2 separate regions of the Homo sapiens genome follow, and region 1 is linked to region 2. Evidence: chromatin contacts called from ENCODE Hi-C data. All regions are on one chromosome and are shown on one strand. The core of a region is the stretch at or near the end of the contact, and the rest is flanking DNA. Distances in the headings are between cores, read along the strand shown.

Region 1 (4,355 bases), core at 276-2,775, 560 kb after region 2:
GGGGTGCCAGGAGCATTGGCTCATGCTTGTAATCCCAGCACTTTGGGAGGCCGAGGCAGATGGATCACGAGGTCAGGAGATCAAGACCATCCTGGCTAACACAGTGAAACCCCATCTCCACTAAAAATACAAAAAAAAAAAAAAAAAAAAAGCCAGGCGTGGTTGGGGGGGCACCTGTAGTCCCAGCTATTCGGGAGGCTGAGGTAGGAGAATGGTGTGAACCTGGGAGGCAGAGCTTGCAGTGAGCAGAGATCAGGCCACTGCACTCCAGCCTGGGCGACAAAGCGAGACTCCATCTCAAAAAAAAAAAAAAGAAAAGAAAGAAACAGTGAAAGGGTGACTCCCGCAAAAGAGATCCAGGATCACTCAATAAGGCCTCATTGTCCTAGCTAGAATGCCAATTTAACCATCCTTAATCACCTGGCTGTCAAAGGACGGGTAAAGCCTTAGGTGTCTTTTGCACAAAGAAGAAAACTTTAAAAGCTTGCTCATTTAACAGTCCAAAGTCCCACTAACCTACCCACCCTGATGTTTATTCAACACACATATCGGGTATCTCATTGGGGTAAGGGTGATGAGTTGGCTACCTCTCCCCTCTTCCACTTCTCACCCACCACCCAATCTCAAAAATGTAAGCTCCAAATAAGCAGTGACAATTATCTTGTAAACCCCTCTGTCCTCAGTATCCAAAATGATGCCTGTCATACAGTAGGCATACAATACTTCAGAATTAACATTTTAAAGACTTTTAAATACTTAAAAGAGCTAGATTTTCACTTATAGTAAATAAAATCAGTGTTGTTTAAAATCAGTGAGTCAATAAATAGCATTGTCACTACCTGAGATAAATGTTACAGGAAACAGCTGATGGAATTTAAAAACTTTGCTTCTAAGGATTGGAACCCTATTGGTAAGCGACTGCTGTTTTTTAAACACAGTTTTTACCACTATGATTTTTATTATTATGTGCAATTACTTGTCTACATGTTTACATTATACACATATCCAACACATTTCCAGCATCCTAACATAATTATTCATTTTTGGGTGTGATCTGCCTTCTTTATCCATATATACACACATTCATATTAATATAGTTGTTTGCAATCATAGCTATGTATTTTTATGGTTGGTTTTGTTTTTCACTTCACATATTGTTTCCTAAACAGCTTTCCCTGTTTCTACACTCGTCATAATAATTCTCAATGACTGCATGATATTCTAACATGTCAGTGTATCATAATTTAGCTAAATAAACTAAAATGCAACATGTAAGGTTTCCATTTTTTGCTTTGGAGATAATGTTGATAAGAGTGGCAGACACGTGGTCTCGTCTGTTTTGCGTCTTTGCTTCTGATGAATCATATTCTGGAGCTCCATCTAAGAATCCCCATGCCCAGATTAGGGACTGCGAGCGACCACCCAGCGCCAGCGCGACCAGGACCAAGGACCTCCGCGGCTGAGCGGCGAGTCCGGGAGGGGCTCTGCGCGTCCCCGCCCCGCGCCGCGTCACCGACGTCCCGCTAGGCTGAGACCGGTGCGCCGCGCGCTAGTGGCCGCTCTTCCGCGGGCTAGCGGGCGGTGGGGGCGCCAGCAGCGCGGAAGGCGGGCACGCGGGCCATGGCTCCCTGGGCGGAGGCCGAGCACTCGGCGCTGAACCCGCTGCGCGCGGTGTGGCTCACGCTGACCGCCGCCTTCCTGCTGACCCTACTGCTGCAGCTCCTGCCGCCCGGCCTGCTCCCGGGCTGCGCGATCTTCCAGGACCTGATCCGCTATGGGAAAACCAAGTGTGGGGAGCCGTCGCGCCCCGCCGCCTGCCGAGCCTTTGATGTCCCCAAGAGGTAACCGCGCCCCGGTCCCGAGCCGCGGTGGTCAAGGCGCTGAGAGTTCGGGGCGCCCCGGCTCGCGGGCAGCCAGCAGGGGGCAGCAGAGGCGGGACCCGGCCTGGGAGGCCCTGGCGGGTTCCCGGGCGCAGCACGGCGCTCCCTCGGCCTGGCCCCGGCCATGCCCCGGCTGCTGCGTGGCTCCGGGGAGCAGTGCCCGGGTGTCCGCGGACGCCGAGGGAGAGCGGAGCCGCTTGCACTCAGCTGGAGGAATGTGAACTGGTAGCCGCACGGAGCCTTTCCCTGTGGGAAATGGCAACGCATCCGAATTTAGGCCTGGTCATGCGAATTTAGGCGGCAAATTGAAGTGCCCCTTGCCCCAAATTCTCCTTTTTCCCGTACCCTGCACTCCAGTGGCTCATACTCTAACTTGAGGTCACCGGGAATCATTTGTGGAAATGAAGTTAGGCCGGCTCTTCGGCCTCGGCTTCCCCCGTTTCTCTTCCCAACCCTTGCAGTGGGGACAAAGGACTGAGTCGCCCTAACCTGCACCTTGGCAGGTGCCCCTGGGGAAGGTGGCCCAAGGTGCAGGTCATAGGCAGGCCCGTCCCGAAGCTCCATTTGACTTTCGAAAAATTCTGTAACCCAGTTCAGCGAAGGATTAAATCGTCAGGTTTTAAATAGAGACCTGTTATAATTTTCTTCTTCTCCTTTTTCCACTTTAAATTCAGGACATAGCTGGAAAGAGTTGGCCAAATACTATTCGAGATGGTAGAAATAGAACAGTGCCCCTTAAGATGCATCTTAGGCCGGGCGCAGTGGCTCACGCCTGTAATCCCAGCACTTTAGGAGGCTGAGGCAGGCGGATCGCTTGAGTTCAGGAGTTCGAGACCAGGCTGGGAAATATAGTGAGACTCCGTCTCTCCTGAAAATACAAAAAATTGGCAGGGCTTGGTGGCGTGTGCCTGTAGTGCCAGCTACTTGGAATGAAGGCAGGAAGATCATCTGAGATCAGGCATTGGAGACTGCAGTGGGCTATAATCATGGCACTGCACTCTAGCCTGGGCAACAGAGAAATACCTTGTATTTAAAAAAAATTTTTTTTTAAAGGTTAAAAACATCTGGGTTGTCGCTTGAAACACTCATAGGCAGTGCCCCAGGTCCGCAGGCAACAAAGGGACAAGTATAATTTGGCTTCTAAAACTTGGATAATCTGCGAATTTTGACTGTCAGAGAAAGATGTGTCATGTGTTAACACAGAGAAGGGAGAACTAGGTCATTCTGAGGCACCCTAAAGGGAAGAAGTAGAAGTACATGAAACAAATTGATCAAACCTCCTGTTTCCTAGAGGCTCTTTTTAAGCAAAAATTACCTGTTATCCCATTTGTAATCAGGGTTGAATCCTTTTATACTTCACAGCAATTTATTTTCTGAGTTTTGAGAAAGGTACTAGTCTAGTGTACCTGGATTAAATGGCACATGTAAAATCATCCCCTGAACTTGCATACACCCCAGCTGTTGCAACTCAAGTCTGTTATTACATGACAGCCAAGAAAGAGACTTGGTACCTTTTCCTTATTCATTACTGTAACAGTTGGTTCTGTTTGGACTTCCTGTAATTTCTACTCTATTGTGAAATAATTTACACCTTTTTCTTCTTCCAGAATTCTACAGTAGAACCTCCCATAGTGTTCAAGTGCCCTTCCCCTCCTTCTCTAAATTTAAACAGACATTTCTTTTAGTACTGGAGAAGGTACAAAACATCCAGACCAATAATGAAAGGCATTTTTATTGTGACAAAAAAAAGATAACTTGCATCAAAACTGGCAGTGTCTCCAAAAAATTAATACATGTATTACTCTCTTTTTAAATTTTATACCCCTGTTTATATGAAATAGGCAGATAATTAGAGTTGGGTGGAGGTAAGAGTCTATGGCCTCTTTTTTATACGTCTCTGTATTTTCCAAAATGTCTTCATTCACAAGATGCTTATCACTTTTATCATTTAAAAAAATGTGCTAATGGCTAAGGAGCATGTGGGAGAGATTTTACTGGTTTATAAATAGTAACCACCATTGACTAAATGTTTACATATATGATTATGTGATGACTACTAAGGAGTACGTGCCTTTCCTCATTTAATCCTCACAGTGGACCTGTGAGGGAGATGTTATTGTCATTATTCCCATTTACACACATGCAGACTCAAGCTTAGAAGATAGCAGTTGTGCAGTGATGCTAGTACTAGCAAGGGTGGTACCTGAACCCTGCCTGTTGGAATTTAAATCCCAAGCTCTTATCCTCTGGTATACTTCGTGGGAAATATCTTGTACCATGTGAAGCTCAATCTGTGTGAAAGATTAAGTGAGAATGGATTTATCCCAGATGGTAGCATTTAGTAAATATCTTGGTTAATCCAAATTTAAAATCATTTGGTAACGTTAACCTTGATACTTATATGTGAATATTTTTCCTGTGCAAAATCTAGTAGTACTCTTTTGTTTTGTTTTTTTGAGATGGAGTCTCGCTCTG
Region 2 (4,518 bases), core at 1,948-4,447:
CACGTTGGCCAGGCTGGTCTCGAACTCCTGGCCTCAAGTGATCTGCCCACCTTGGCCTCCCAAAGTGCTGGGATTACAGGCGTGAGCCACCATGCCCGGCCTGGTCTACATCTCTTCTGATACACATGACAGGATCAAAGCATTGATCATGTGTAAATGGTTCTAGAATCTCTCTTAGCACCACCCTCCACAGAGGATGCTATCTTTGACTGCTCAGTTTCTTCCCTCTGCCATGTTGACCACCTTAGGAGACCAGTGAGAGTCTCTACCTTATCTTGAATCATTCCCAAGCTCCAAGGACTACCCACCTCCACATTTAAATACTTGTTTCCCCTGACTTCCTGATTGGCCTGCTTCTCCCAAACTTTCTACTTTCTCCTCCAAGTTATAATTCTTCTTTTTTTTTTTCTTTTTTAAGTTATTAGGTCACAATTCACTTTTTTTAATGGGCAAGTGTAAATGAGGAAAACTAGTAGATTTTTTTTTTCCATCCACAGCCAAGTACAGCTTCAAGACAGCTCAGTGCTGGTAGTGAAGGAGTGCCTGAGAGAATGGGAATGAACCTCATCCAATAAAACTGGGCTGTTGTTTTTGGATCACATGCTGTGAATTGATTTATTGTTTAAAGTGATGAAAAAGGTGTTCGGAGACTTGGAGGAGAGTTTTGCTCTGCGGTGATGCTCCCGCAGTCAGGAAACAGTCTTCTGAGCCATTCAGAGCTAGGAAATATGGGGTTATTTTGGTAGCTGTCAGCAGGAATTGGCTACAGTCTGTATGTTAAATAAATACAAACTGCCTATTTAATTATTTAACAATGAGAACAAACGTCCCACTGTTGGCAAGAGGAAAACAGTCAACACTCAAACTATGTAGAATCCCATCTCATTCCCATGATGTGATTTGACCCTGTTTGCACCCACAGGCTTGGCTGCAACCCTCCAGGGCATCTTATCACTGTTTTATTGGAGTTGGAACGCGGCTGGAATTGGAGTACAAATTTCCTTCAGCAAGGAAATGCTGGAGAAACAAGAGCAAGTTAACCTCCAAATGGGTTCCAAGGCAACCGCTGTGTTGAAATTTCACTTGGGTTCCCCTGGCTCTTTTTTACCTGCCTCTGCCAAATTGTTGATGCCCTCGCCTGTTGGAAATGGATGACTTTGAACAACGAGGGGCAAGGAGCCTCTCTTTTACTTCAGAACTACTACAGCAAGAATTCAAACTCTTTGTTTTTGAGAAAATAGCTCCTAATGCTGTGTTGATTTTACCGTGTGCTTCAGAAAAAGACCCTTAAGGCTAATTGATATGAACATATAGAGGCAGTCTGAGCTTACCAGAATTTATATTACCTGATGTGTTAAGAATCAGGAAGCTATTTATGCTAGCCTATAGCAGCAACCCTTTGTATTTAGTGTGTTTGTGTGTACACACATACCTGTGTAAATCAAAATGAAAGCTTGCTTTTGTGATCTAGCACAAGTTTTGCCATATCATATATACATTTTTAACTTTTGGAAGGTAGAAGACAATTGATAGGCATTTAACATGAAGAAAACATGCATTTATAGTCAATATTAATAGAATAGATGGTACTAATCTATAACAGTGAAAAATAAAGAAGGTAGAGGAAGGAGGACAAAGACAGAGAGGAGACAGGGGGGAAAGGAGAAGACAGAAAAAAGAAAACCTCAAAACAAGGACTGCTCTGAGAGCCACAACTGAGTTTTATGCTTCTTGCTGTCATCTTTCTCTAACCTTAAAGGGCAGAAAGCAATTGGGAGAACTAACCTGCACTTAGATTTCAGCTTCCATAGGATGTTACATTCTCAGGGTCTATTAAATCGATTGGACTTTGACCTTAGCTTCCACGAAGTCCTTACCTTTTGATTGGGGCTGAGAGGTCTGATTTAACCTCATGGAATTTGTATTTTTTGGAGGAACTCCTGCCTCGTCCGTACATGGTGAAACCCCCAACAGCAGCATTTTTAATTTCCAGATTCTCAGCAGACACAATGCACAGACTGTAGAAAACACCTGCTCATCCGGACCGCTCAGCTCACAGGCTCCTTCCTCAGGGGAGCATCTGATGCTCCAGGCAAGGCAGACCCTCTTCTTATACTCTTGTGACCTCTTAGACTTTTCTTTTGTAGCACTTACTCCAGACTCTAATCATATTTATGTTGTGATTGTTTATGCAATGGTTTTCTTCCTAACTAGGCTCTGAGTTCCATGAGAGTTGCAATGTCTGCATCCCTTACCCTTGTTGATATACTGCACTGTGCCCGGTACCTAAGTAATTGCTCAATAAATATTTGTTAAATGAATGATTATAATAGTATGCATATATGCATATATAGTATGATAATATATATAAATATGTGTAAAACAGTATATATACACATGCTATATTAATAGCACATCATGTAATATTGTATGTCTACACACACATACATTCAGTATTTACTCAGTTTTTCTGTATAAGTACCGCGCGCTAACCGATTGCGCCACTGGAGCTCTAGTATTTACTCAGTTTTTCTGAGGCTTATTTACTCATTGGTGAAGTGAAAGTGAATGTAAGGCTCTTTGCAAACCCCAAAGTGCTAGACCAGTAGGAAAGATCAGAATAGCCTTTCATATTAAACACTATGAAGCCAGGAGCTGTGGCTCCCAACTGCAATCCCAGCACTTTAGGAGGCTGAAGTGGAAGGATCACTTTAGCCCAAGAGTTTGAGACCAGCCAGGGCAACACAGGGAGATACCATCTCTACAAAAAAAAATTTTTTTAATTAGCCAGGCATGTGGTGCTTGCCTGTGGTCAAGTAGCCTCAGCTACTCTGGAGGCTGACGCATGAGGAACACTTGAGCCCAGGAGGTTGAGGCTGCAGTGAGCTGTGATTGTGCCACTGCACTCCAGTCTGGGTGACACAGTGAGACCTTGTCTTCAACGAACAAACAAACAAGCAAAAAACACTATGGTAGAGACCCCAGTAAATGCCTTCCATGCTTATAAAATACATTTAAGTATCTCTCAATCAAGTTTTCAGTATTCTCAAGTCAGTCTTTCATTCTAAATTTAGAGTCATTTCCAAATATAGTGCATTTCCTGTCCCATTCCTTCCCTGAAAGACAGCCGTGTCCAACTAGAAGTGGGCCTGACGCCTCTTATTAGCCCGGTTGCATTTCTGTCTCGCTCTTGGCTGCAGTGTGTGAGCTGATGGGCCCCACGTGACTGTGTTCACGTCCAAGCTTAGTAGAATGAATTTTTCCAGCATGATTTGCAAGTCACGCTATCACATGCCTCCTGAGTCCAGCTGTGCCGCAGCTGCCGCCTCCCCTGCATCCGCTCATCTTGCACTTGGATCAAAAGCACGAGCACATTTGCCTGAACCGATCTGGTCTCGGCCCAGCTGTTTGTTCCCCATTGTCATCAGGATGTTTACAGACCTGCTGTTCTTGCTGTACTTGTTTCATGATCACACTTGGGTCTGCAGAGCATTTTAACACATGGCTGTGGCCGAAGCTGGCAATTTGACTAGCTTTTCTTGGTCACTGAGACTTCTCTAAGGCATTTCCTTCAAACCTTCCTAACTATGTGTATGCTTGCACATTTCCACAGAGGCAACAAGAAAAGGAACCAGGGCTATAAATCCTGTTAAAGATGGGCCATGAGTGTCCTTCTGGCCTACTAATTTTATCACGATTAGTTTCTAACTGGACAAGAGAGCACTTCCAGTCTGAGACAAAGCCAGATTAAAGGAAGAAATCTATTCTTCTTACTCTAATTTGGTAAGTTGGGAAAATATAGTTTACCTTCTTAGGAAGTTGTCTTGACTGCTCCTAAAGTGTGCTGATACCTGTCACATGACAGCAGGTATTTTCTTGGCAAGAATTGTGCTGGAATAGCAGTTGGCAGTGATTGTGGTGAGGGCGTGGAAAGGTGTCTAGTGGGTCCAAGTGAGGTTCTAGGTCTAGCTGACCCCTAACTATGAGAAGAACATGAGTGAGTCATTCATTCTCTCTGGGATTCAATGTCCTCCCATTAATAACAGGCACCACTTATTATCATATTAAAACCTGTACTTAAAAATCTGTTTTCTAGACTCACCCCAAAGATCCTGATTCAGTAGGCTGAGGAGGTGCCTGAATGTCCCTATATTTTGATGTATCACAGTGCATGGTCAGCAATTCACTGTCTCCCCTGCAACTACAGTGAGCCATCTGACCTAGGATATTTTATACTTTTAATCAAATGCTCTTTCATGATAAATAACATGGCTCTGATTTCCCAATAGCTCAAGCGTTAAGAGAAAGACAGTTCTGCAATGCAAAGCATCCTAGGCTCATCTCTGTGGGCTGAGGCCACAGAGCTGCACTGTCTACTACAGTGGCCATGACCACATGTGGCAACTGAGTACTAGAAATATAGGTGTCTCGAACTGGGATGTGTTGTTAGTATAAAATATGCAACAGTTTCCAAAGGTTTAGTATGAAAAAAGGACTGTGAAAATACTTAATAATTTT

What was found. Hi-C counts contacts between places; a loop is a spot of excess contacts on that map.
Region 1: a map of ascending aorta shows a loop between it and region 2 (2.6-fold over the local background). The contact joins the promoter of SRD5A3 here to the enhancer-like site in region 2. A Hi-C loop is called at or near these places in 1 of 168 maps with a recorded cell type or tissue (ascending aorta).

The regions. Positions count from the first base shown.
Region 1 is chr4:55,344,717-55,349,071 of GRCh38, forward strand. SRD5A3 (steroid 5 alpha-reductase 3) reads left to right here and starts at 1,526. Exons shown (of 5, transcript NM_024592.5): 1 at 1,526-1,841. The coding sequence starts at 1,621. RefSeq lists an enhancer at 1,247-2,007 and silencers at 1,459-1,628, 1,839-2,108.
Region 2 is chr4:54,781,059-54,785,576 of GRCh38, forward strand. All of the region lies in intron 2 of LOC105377657 (a long non-coding RNA gene), which reads left to right. Among named protein-coding and RNA genes, the nearest start is that of LINC02358, 62 kb to the right of the region's middle. Within about 2 kb of position 3,198, at least 12 of the 41 ENCODE cell types and tissues checked have a DNase peak (open chromatin) inside an H3K27ac peak, as active enhancers do; they include ascending aorta, where a contact is called at or near this core.